2 separate regions of the Homo sapiens genome follow, and region 1 is linked to region 2. Evidence: chromatin loops called from intact Hi-C (ENCODE). Cell type or tissue: endothelial cell of umbilical vein. All regions are shown on one strand. Region 1 has its middle 36 kb from the start of MLN. Region 2 overlaps LEMD2 (LEM domain nuclear envelope protein 2).

Region 1 (5,000 bases), 68 kb after region 2:
GTCTGCTCAGTTTTCACATTGCCTTCTCCTTTGTGTCTAACTTCTCTGTGTGTGTGTAAAGGATACTTGTGATGGCATTCGAGACCTACCCAAATTATCCAGAATAAGCTTCTCCTTCCAAGATTCTTAACTTAATTATATCTTTTGCCATATAAGGCAACATTTGCTTTTTTGGCATGTAAGGTAATATTTGCAGGTTCCAAGTATTAGGAAGTGCATATATCATTGGGAGAGAGGCATTTTCTTCAGTCTACCACACCGTCCTTTACAGCTCAAATCCCAGAGGACCAGTTCAGGCAAAAGTCTCAGGAGAGGGCTCTAATTAGCCAGCTTCCATCATGTGCCCACTATTCGAGAATTGATGCATAATATAGTTTGGCAAGAATGTGGGTGTGTGTGGGAGATAGCCTGGAACGGTTTGCCAGGGGTGAGCCTCAGAAAGCCTCCGAGACAAGGCTGAGGCACTGGGGCTCCATTTAGCAGGTCACGGGGGAATGGGAGGTGTCCAGGGGTGTTCAGCAGGGGAACCCTCCAGGGACAGGAGAGAGGGGAGCTGCAGGGAGGCCTGGGGGAGGTGGCTGGTGTGGTGATGAAGGTAGAGGAGTGGGTTGAAAGGTAGGAATGACAAGCAAGGGCCACATCTGAGAGGAGTCTCAGGGGATGGAGCAGCAGATCTCATAGACTGGGGAGGGGGCTGTGACACAGACAGGGAAGGCGGCAGGAGGCAGTAGTTTGCGGGCAGAGGGAGGAGGGGTCATTCCCTTGGAGACATCCTGAGTTGAGGCGATGGAGATGAGTCCTTCATTAGCTTTTGAGGCTCTGTGAGGCTCTGTGAGGCTCTGGCCAAGTCGACCCTGAAGTCAGACTGGGCTAAGATCTTCTCCAAGGCAGAGGAGCAGAGAGAGCCTGTCTTGTCTTCCTGACACATTGTGGAATGCAGCCTCCCTTTCCCGGGTCTCCCTGCGGATTGCATGCCAGGGCAGGCGGGTGTTTGGCCTGGAGTGTGTGCTCCCTCCCACCTCCCCGCCTCCCCACGCCTGCCGGAGTGGTAGTTCCTTCATCTTCCAGGAGCGGGGAGTAGCAGCAGATGAACTCTTTAACAAGCAAAAGGGAGAGAGCAGTTCCACAGGCAAGGGTTTCTGCTGAGGGAGCTGCAGCCACAAGGCCGAGCAGCTCCTGGGGTTGGCATCTCTCAACCCCTCAGTCCTGCCCTGGGCTAGCAGCCTGCAGGCAGGGCCCCCTGTCAGGGGGAACTGAGCCTCAGTGCACCTCACCCCAGCGAAAGTTCCCCCAGGGAACCTGCAGCCACAGTGTTTGTGTCACAACTGTATTTTGAAGAGAGGGACATTCTAGGTACTCCGGTTTTATTAATACAAGATGCTGGGATCCCCAGAAATTAGCTCAAGGAGAGACAAAGACTTCAGCCTCCCCTGAGAGCTGATCAGAGATGGCTGTGCTGACCCAGGGTAGGTAGAGACTGGGAGTGGGTGAGGTCCACCCCACCACTGACTTCCCCACTGGATGGAAGCCTCCGTGGCTGCTGGCTGCTCCTGTTATAAGAGGCCCTGTGAGAATGTAGGGAGAGCTGGGCTTCATCTCACAGCCCCTAAGATCCACCCCCACTCCTCTTCCCCAGACAGGCACATGCACGTGCATACGTGCGCACACACGCAGAGTCATGCACCTCGCTCTTCAGTCCTCGCTCCCCTTCCACTGCCCCTCCTGTGTTTACACAGCTTCCCCCCAGGCGAGGCCTTAACTGAGAGCAGTCAGCCCACACTGGCTGCAAAAGATGGGCCACGTCGGCCTGTGGGGTCTCTTGGGAATCTGGAATTGGGCTCTGAGATATGTGCTTGGACTCAGCATCCATTCCTTGCCTTCTGCTGCTGCAGAGGCTACAAAGCTAACAACAGTGTGGCTCCCGTGCACCTAGGGTTTTTGTTAATGAGCTAGGTTCTGCTGAATGCAGACACCCACATGAGGCCTGCAGGGCAGAAGTGAGGCAGAGCCAGCTTCCTCATCCGTTAGCTATTCGCCGGTGGCAGGTAGGCTCATGGACACACGAATTTTCCTTCATGGCATTCCAATGTCCAGGCACCAGCTTTATGGGGCCCAGACGTCATATGGTGGTGACAGCAGCTTCAGACGATGGATGGCAGCTAGAGTGGTGTGTTCGGTGGTGGCTCTGATTCCTCCCCTTCCTGATGGGGCCAGTTCAGCTGTTCCATACTCATTCCTGGGTGCAAGCCTAATGCCAACTGCTACAGCACCTCCAATGACTTTTTAAGCACCTAATTCCCCATGTTAATTGCCTCTCTGCTTCAAATCCCCACATGCCTTCTGTTTCCTGCACTTAAACCCTGATTGAAACAGATACAAACGCACTTTGTACAAACAGTCGGACTTTTAGCACTAATCTAACAGGTCATGAGAGGCCCAGGCCAGGGCAACCAGGAAGGGCTCCACAAAAATGAAATCGGGAGCACAGAGGTCTGCAGAGAGGGCCCCCCTACACACACACACCCCTCCCATGCAGAGGGGAGCTTTCTCCCTTCCTGATGCTTCCGCATTTGGGGTCCTGGGCCACAGGTAACCTTGTGTGACATGATAACATATAGGAATGTTAATTCATATTCCACGGCTCCTCTCCATCCCCAACCTTGGCCGCTTCCGTTCAGTAGTCAGCAGGACAGCTCAGCTGTAGTCTCAAGGAAGAGATGACTCAGCATAAAGAGAGAGACAGCAGTCTGTGCTTGGGTTCTGAGTTTCCAAACCCAGGCCTCAAGGGGAAACGGAAATGACTCATGTGGATAAACAGTTTGGTAGCTTGGGGGCATGTGGGATGACAGAGAGCAAGTGTGGCATCTTCCTCCCCTCTTCCACGCACACACAGAGGTTTCTGGATCCAGAGTTAAGGGAGAGGCAGGGGAAAGTAAGCAGGGTCTGGATAGTTTGGCCTCTCAGAAAGATGAGTCCTGAGGTTACCTGGGACCTTTCAGCTTGGCTCACTCTGCTACCTCATTGGGTTGCTCAAGGTCCCAATTCCAAATTCCTTGCATCTAATTGGCATAGCTCATCTTTTTCAGGCAGGTCCCAAGTCAGAGGTCAGGGCCAGGCTATGAGGAGATAGTCTGGCTCACGTGACCGCCTCTGGCCTAATCAGCTGTGGCCAGGAGCTGCGTCACATGGACTGAGGAATGGGGTGTCTGAGGCTGGGCAGGGCAAAGGCAGGGAGAGGGTTCTCCTAGAACGGGAACAGCTCCTGGCACGGAGAGACAGTACCTCAAGGCAGGGCCTGCAGGTTATAGGTGTTTTGGTGACTCCTTCACCTCATCAGTCTGTAATGGAGCCACTAAGGTGTCAGCTCCAGGAACTAGGAGTTGCGCCAGATGGAATATTTATTTGCTTTTGAATTCTTCCGTGTTGCAAGAAACTACTGCTTTGTTAAGAATTCCAGGTATTCCAGCTGTAAATTTCATGCTCCAGTCTCTGTTAATGCAGTGCAAGTTTGGGCCTGTCACCTGATTGTACTGTGCCTCAGTTTCCCAACTTATAAATAATACACCTCTTGGGAGGCTTCTGTGAAATTCATCAGCATAAAAATGCTATGGAAAAGCCTAAAGGAGACCCTACAAATGCAAGGAATGGTCAGTCCTCCTCCTCCCTGTCTCTCTTCCAGTTAGGTCCCCAGTCCCAGGCCCCCACTCCCATGCTACCCATGGCCCCCTCAGACCCTAGGTGGAGAGAGGAGGAGACCCCTTCACCCCTGGGGCAGGCACAGTGAGGGGCCCAGGCTGGGCAGGGCAGTGAGGTTCTGATGAGCCTTTCCTGTGATGGATGGCCCGCCAGCTGGAGCTGCAGTTCCAATTTGCTCCACATTTGGACAGCGCTTTACCCACAATTCAGCTTCTCAGGCCCACAAATCACTCTGCACAATCAGACCAAGGAGGCAGTGGGGAAGACAGGAGAAAGAGGTCCAGCAGCTCCTGGAGGACCCCGGGCTGGGGAGAGGGGCTGTGGGGTTGGAGTGCACACTATGTGAGGTCTGGATCCATCCTGGGCCCCCTTTCCTTCCAAGCCCATCTCCTGCAAGCTCTAGCCACCCCACGGTTCCAGATGGCATGCTTCATTGGGTCCTAGCCTTGTGCCCTCTTCCCAGCCCCCACTTCCCCCTGGAAACAAGAACAAGGATCCCTGCACTTATTGTCCCACTGCCCCAGACCATCTTCTGTCCAGCCCAGTGCAGCTCCAGCTATGTTGCAGAATCTCCAGGGCCTCCCACTGCCTCCCACCCCTCCATGGGACAGACCCACGCCACTTCCAGACCATAGAAGTTAGGACTAGTCAAACAGTCATTCACTCATCCTTTCACTTATTCCTTCCAAAAACATTGATTGAACATTCACTATGTCACAATGGTGAGCAAAACCTTGGAGCCCGTAGTCCAGTGACATTAACGAAACAATTAGAGAATTGTACAACTTCAAACCAAGACAGTGGCTGAGGAGAAAAAGATCCTGGGAGCAATGAGGGCATGGAAGTGAGGGGTCTACCAGGGTCTATGGTCTCTCTTAACTCCCTTCCTTTCAAGCTTTGTTTAGGCTCACCTCCTCCAGGAAGCCTTCCCTGATTGCTGCATCCATCTATTATTAATGGGTACTTCATGGTGGGTCTCTGGATTCAAGACCCTTCCGGTGTCTTGCCTTTCTGTTAAGTCCCCCATAGGTGAAGACACTCTGAATACACAGGGTCGGCCTACCCAAGTGTGGCCTAGGTACCACCAGTGCCTCCTCAGGACTCAGCTCAGAGGCTTTCTCCACCAGGAAGCCTTCCCTGGCATGTGACCTGGTCCTGGAGACCCTCTTCTGGCCTCCACAAGTCCCTGGACCCAGAGGGCATTGGCACTGCCCCCCTCACCTCCACCAAATGCCTCAGGGGCACCAGCTTTACTCTAGGGGATGCAAAGAGCTCTCCTGCAGTCCTGTGCCTGCCCCCTTCTT
Region 2 (5,000 bases):
CCCGGGGAGGACTGTTTTGGAACAGTTGGGTGACTTAACTGTATAACCGCTCTCCCGCGCCTTCCTTTTGGGGGAGACCGACAGGATAATGGATTTGAGTCCACACACCTGCCTCAGCAAAGGGATTTTTTTTTTTTTTGAGGCTCAAAGTCAATGGTGTATTAATTAAGGGGGAACAGCTGCTACCGCAGCTCTTATGATAAGTCAGTGACAAATGGCCATGTTTACCATCTTCTTGAGTCGAGACTCCGGAAGGTGGCCTGGAGCTCCTTGGTGGATGTCCATGGCTGAGATTTGTGGGGTACAGCCTCCCCTTCCCTGCCCCTGAAGCTTCTTTATCGGTGTCCACTGTGGCCCGAGAGGGCCGTCTGTCACCGAGAAAAGACAGGTCTGCAGCCCAGGGAGCTCTCTGAAGGGATTTGGGCAGAGAAACTGGGATCTCAGCAATCACTCCAGCCCACAGATGCCCTTGGACAAACCCACCGCCCCATACTGTCCCTTGTGAAATAAGAGCTGCTTGAAAGGGGACTTGGCCCTGAGAAGCTGAGGAAGGTGGAAAGCCTGCTCTGAAATGTCTGCAGCCTGAGTGAGGCCGAGGACACACCTCGGGGCCTCTGCGCCAAGGCGCTCTGTGTTCCAGAAAGGAAGAAGCTGGGCTGGCAGGGGCCTTTTGTTATTTAGTTTATTTTGATCTCGCTCCTGCTCTCCAAACAGCTTCACAGAAATAGAGCCTTGCATTAGCTCCCTTCTCGGCTTAAAACAAAACGTGGCAGAGGGAAAGTCTTTCATGAGGAACAGAAAAGGGAAAGACAGGCTCATTTTTTCCCGAGTTGCGTTTCCAGGTCCTTTGACTATGGACCCAACTGTGTGACTCTAGTGACGAGGATAACAGGCTGGTGCTCACTGTGAACGGGAAAGGTGACCACAACAGCCCACAAGCCCCATGGGGCATGGCAGGACTGGCTGCCTTCTTGGGGTGACTGACCTTGGGGCCTCTGCAAAAGGAAGGACAGCAGTGAGATCCAGAAGCACACTCAGCAGCCCTGGCAAGGGAACCCTCATGTGCCTGCCAGACCGCATGGGTGGGCAATGAGTGGGCTTCCCTATGGTTGGGCCTCAGAGGAGACAAAGAAGTCGGCCTCATGAAGGGACGCTACCAGCTGCTGGGAAGCCCCATCCAACCTCACCCTGTTCTTTCTTCCTCCTCCTCCCAGGGCTGGTGCTGAGCACCTGAGGGGAACCTCTGGGTCTTGAGGGGAGGCAGAAATGGAGCCAAAGGAAAAAGGCCCCACTAGCCCCCACTTCTGGCCACCCACTGGGACCAAGGAGGCACCCTGCATGCTGCAATCCTCATAGCCACTCTGTAAGACAGGGTCATCACACGTTACAAATGTGGAAACTGAGGCTGTGAGAGTTATGCAGCTTACTCGAGAACTGGTCACTGGGTGGCAGAGGCCAGAGGTCTGGGAGGAACTGCAGAGCCCACGTCCTGCTGTCTCTCCCACCTTCCCTTCCAGCCACCTCCCAGAGCTGGTGCTTAAGGAGTCCACACATTGCCATTCCTTAGACATAGCTTTGGGGGAAGGGAAAGAACCATGGGCAAGAAACATCCGTTTTTAATAAATAGTTTATTCATCCAGCAGTTTCAGCCCTGATACTGAAGCCTGTTGCGGTGTTTCTTATTTTTCTGGCTGGAGCCTGATTATGAGAACATGGCCTCACCACGGGGCCAGCGCTCAGATTCCTGCCCTGCCGATCATCCAGACATCAGAGGAAATGAGAGTATTGCTCAAATGAGGGAGACTGGAGCTTTATTAAGGAAACAAAAAATACCAGTAAGACTAGAGAGGGGTGGTTAATGTTTCTGGAGGCAGCTGTGGAATTTCCTGTTTGCTCCCCCTCTCCTGCCTGCCGCAGATGAGGACACACGGGGAAGACTCGCTGGAGAGGCTTCTCGCACTTAATAAGGCCCCCCGTCGGGGTGCTTCTGGAGCCTGCCTCCCAGGGAGCAGGCTGAGGAGCTGGCGGGAGGGCCGGTGGGCGGCGGCGCGGACGCTGCTCCCTTGTGGCCGGCAGGGGGCAGCCTGCAGCCACTGCGCCTCTCCCGCCGCCAAGAGCCGCGGCCGGGGTAACAGAAACGCCGGCTGCGCTGAAGTTCTTGTTAAACAGCCCCGCGTCGGGGCTGTGGTCACAGTAAAGCAAGGCGATCTTCGCACACAGCAAGTGCGAGGCTCTGGGCCCTGACGCAGGGCTCCCAAGCTCCCGGAATCGGCGTTCTGGCTGCAGGCCTGGTCTAGAGTCGCAGCTTCTGTGAGAAGCAACACTGAGGCGGGCCCGCCCGCCCTGGGGCTGCCCGACCCTCCTCTCTGCTCTCAGCCCCAGTCCCTACTTCGGGATCCTCCCAGGAGGCTGTGCCGGCTGCTCACTCCTCCTGACCTGAGGGACCGTGTGTCTGGGCCTGGTGTTTCTAGACGGTCCCCCCTACAGTCACTTGTTCTAATTTCTAGCACCTTCCCTCTTCAGGATAGAGGCCCAGCCAGCCAGAGCACAGGCTTTCTCCCTTCACCCTGGAGCTCTCAAGTAACAACCCCCTGAAGGCACATGGACCAAGCTGCTCCCCATCCCGCCACCCGAAACACCATCCCTGCCCCACCTCCCAGGTGACAGACTCCCTGGCGTGGCCATGCCCCAGCCCACCAGCCCCACGCTTGTCAGCTGGGCCTGACAGCTGCTGCTCTTGTTTTCTATTCATGAAAACTCAACCCTTCTCCCCGTTTCTGCCAGCACAACAGGGCAGAGTCTGGGCTATCACCCTGGCTTCTCCCCCTCCCTTTAAAGGAAGCCCACATTTTCCTGCGAGCCGAACTCCTCTGAAGAGTATGGCAGACCTTTGGAATCGTGTCAGGACGAGACTGAAAGTCAAGGCAAGTGTGAATTCAGCACCGCAGGCCTGGTGACCCTCCTGTGCCTCTGGAGTGGGCTGTCCTGGGACAGGCTGACCGGGAACAAGTCCCCGCCCGGGGCTTATCGCTCTGAGTCAGAGAAGGAAGAGGGCTTAGTCCATCTCCACACCAGCATGTCCTCTCCTGCAACGCGGTGGGACTCCGTCTGGATCCGGGATTCGTTGGAGGCCAGGAACTCCACAGCTCGGTCCCAGACACGCTTCATGCGCCTCCTGCAATGAGAGGGACGGGGCTCTGCCTGGCACTGCCGAGGTGAGCCAGCCTGTGGATGCCCCTCCTACAAAGGGCACACATTTCCAGGCTCTGGCATGGAATTTATGTAAGAGAGGAAAAGCTGGCAGGTACTAACATGACAACTGCAGAGGAGAAAAACGTCTTGGGCCATAGAGAAATGATTCCTCAACCTTCACTGATCCAAACACATTCAATTAAAGGGAGCTAAAGGGCCGAGGTGTCTGGAGCACCCCCAGGTCTCCAGGTGTGCAGGGCTGTGCTAGGCTAGCTGACTCTTGCTGGGACCTGTTGCCTGCGCAGCCCTTGCCAAGCCAGTTCCAGTACCCCGCCAACTGCATCTTGATGCTGCTCTGGGTGGGCTCATTGAAGAGTGAGCACTGGGCTGTTTCATCTAAGCTCCACAGCACTCCAGGGGATGGGATGAGCTAAGCATCAGACGGGGGAGGCCAAGAAGCTGGAGCTGCTCTAGGGAACCAGAGCCACAACGGAGGGCCCCTTCAGTGGCCAGAGTCCCTTCTCTGCTGGGTCTCTAGGGCCTTGCACCCCCCTGGACAGCCTTCCCCTCATCTCTTCTTCCCCCCTTCCAGACTGGACAAGAAGGTTCCAAAGCCATGGGGGAGGGTCACTTTGATCTTCTCCCTTTGTGAAGCATGGTATTGCACAGCCCCCAGCCTTTTCTCATCACTGCAGCCCACCTCCCCATGACACCACACGTGGAAAGACAGTGACTGTGAGTGTGTACGCATGGGAGCAGAAGGGGAGGACAAACGGAGGTGGCCAGTGAGTCAGGAGGCGGGGGGGGGGCTAGGGCTTCCCCAGGGGTCAGGACCTGTCACCAACCAAACCCCATGGGCCTATTCAGCAGCCCCAACTTGGCTGGTCTGGCCGAGGCCACACATTCCCTGGGGACTGAGCTCCAAGGTGCTGGGTCCCTGAGCAGGAAGCGGCCAGTGTTGAGTGGGCAGTGTCTCACTCCAGCCCCTCCTTCCCAGGCCAGTTCTTCTCATCTCCCTCAGTCTTTCCCAAGCAGGCCCTCATCTACAGGGCAGACCTGACTGGCTAGCCAATGTCTCCTGACGTGGGGAGCTTGGCCTGGACTGACTGGGTGGCTTGGGAGGTAAGTCAAGAGAGCAAACAGAGCATGGGCGTCTGGGGTTCACATGGCTCTGACCCTGAGGGCCGGCTACCTGAGTGGCAGCAGCTCTGGGTATCTATGCTAATGCACGAAGGCTTGGGTGGTAGCTCCGGCTGCAGGCAAGCTGCAGTGCCGTCTCATGCTCTTATTTAAGCAAATATGTGTGTGGAATATCATTTAAGCCCAAGGCATAATGGCTACCCTTGGATGATGCCCACGTGCTAGGCACTGACTTTTTTTTTTTTTTTTTTTTTGAGATGGAGTCTCACTGTGTCACCCAGGCTGGAGTGCAGTGGTGTGATCTCAGCTCACTGCAACTTCCGCCTCCCGGGTTCAAGTGATTCTCCTGACTCAGCCTCCCGAGTAGCTGGGACTACAGGTGACTGCCACCATGCCCGGCTAATTTTTGTATTTTTAGTAGAGACGGGGTTTCACCACATTGGCCAGGCTGGTCTCAAACTCCTGACCTTGTGATCTGCCCGCCTTGGTCTCCCATTTTTTTTTTTTTTTTTGAGACAGGGTCTCGCTCTGTCACCCGGGCTGGTGTGCAATGGCATGATCTCGGCTTACTGCAACCTCCACCTCTTGGGTTCAAGTGATTCTCATGCCTCAGCCTCCTGAGTAGCTGGGATTACAGGTGCATGCCACCATGCCCGGCTAATTTTTGT

The links. Hi-C counts contacts between places; a loop is a spot of excess contacts. Peaks named below come from ENCODE experiments on the same cell type or tissue, not always from the same donor. Only the 100,000 strongest peaks of a DNase experiment are listed, where the experiment ranks them.
Region 1: a loop joins it to region 2, with 4 times the contacts of the local background. A loop is called at or near these places in 9 of 110 quality-filtered maps.

What each region holds. Positions count from the first base shown.
Region 1 is chr6:33,837,466-33,842,465 of GRCh38, forward strand. No RefSeq gene overlaps it. Among named protein-coding and RNA genes, the nearest start is that of MLN, 36 kb to the left of the region's middle. RefSeq lists enhancers at 1,551-2,485, 2,182-3,381, 3,421-4,355. In endothelial cell of umbilical vein, no CTCF peak of the experiment used is centred here; a DNase peak (open chromatin) is centred at 2,786; H3K27ac peaks cover 1,544 bases.
Region 2 is chr6:33,769,604-33,774,603 of GRCh38, forward strand. LEMD2 (LEM domain nuclear envelope protein 2) reads right to left here. Exons shown (of 9, transcript NM_181336.4): 9 at 1,610-3,175. The coding sequence ends at 3,025. Among named protein-coding and RNA genes, the nearest start is that of LEMD2, 17 kb to the right of the region's middle. RefSeq lists enhancers at 173-707, 3,242-3,940 and silencers at 549-843, 1,985-2,034, 2,055-2,124. In endothelial cell of umbilical vein, a CTCF peak has its summit at 2,064 (motif pointing right); DNase peaks (open chromatin) are centred at 1,868 and 2,948; H3K27ac peaks cover 3,074 bases.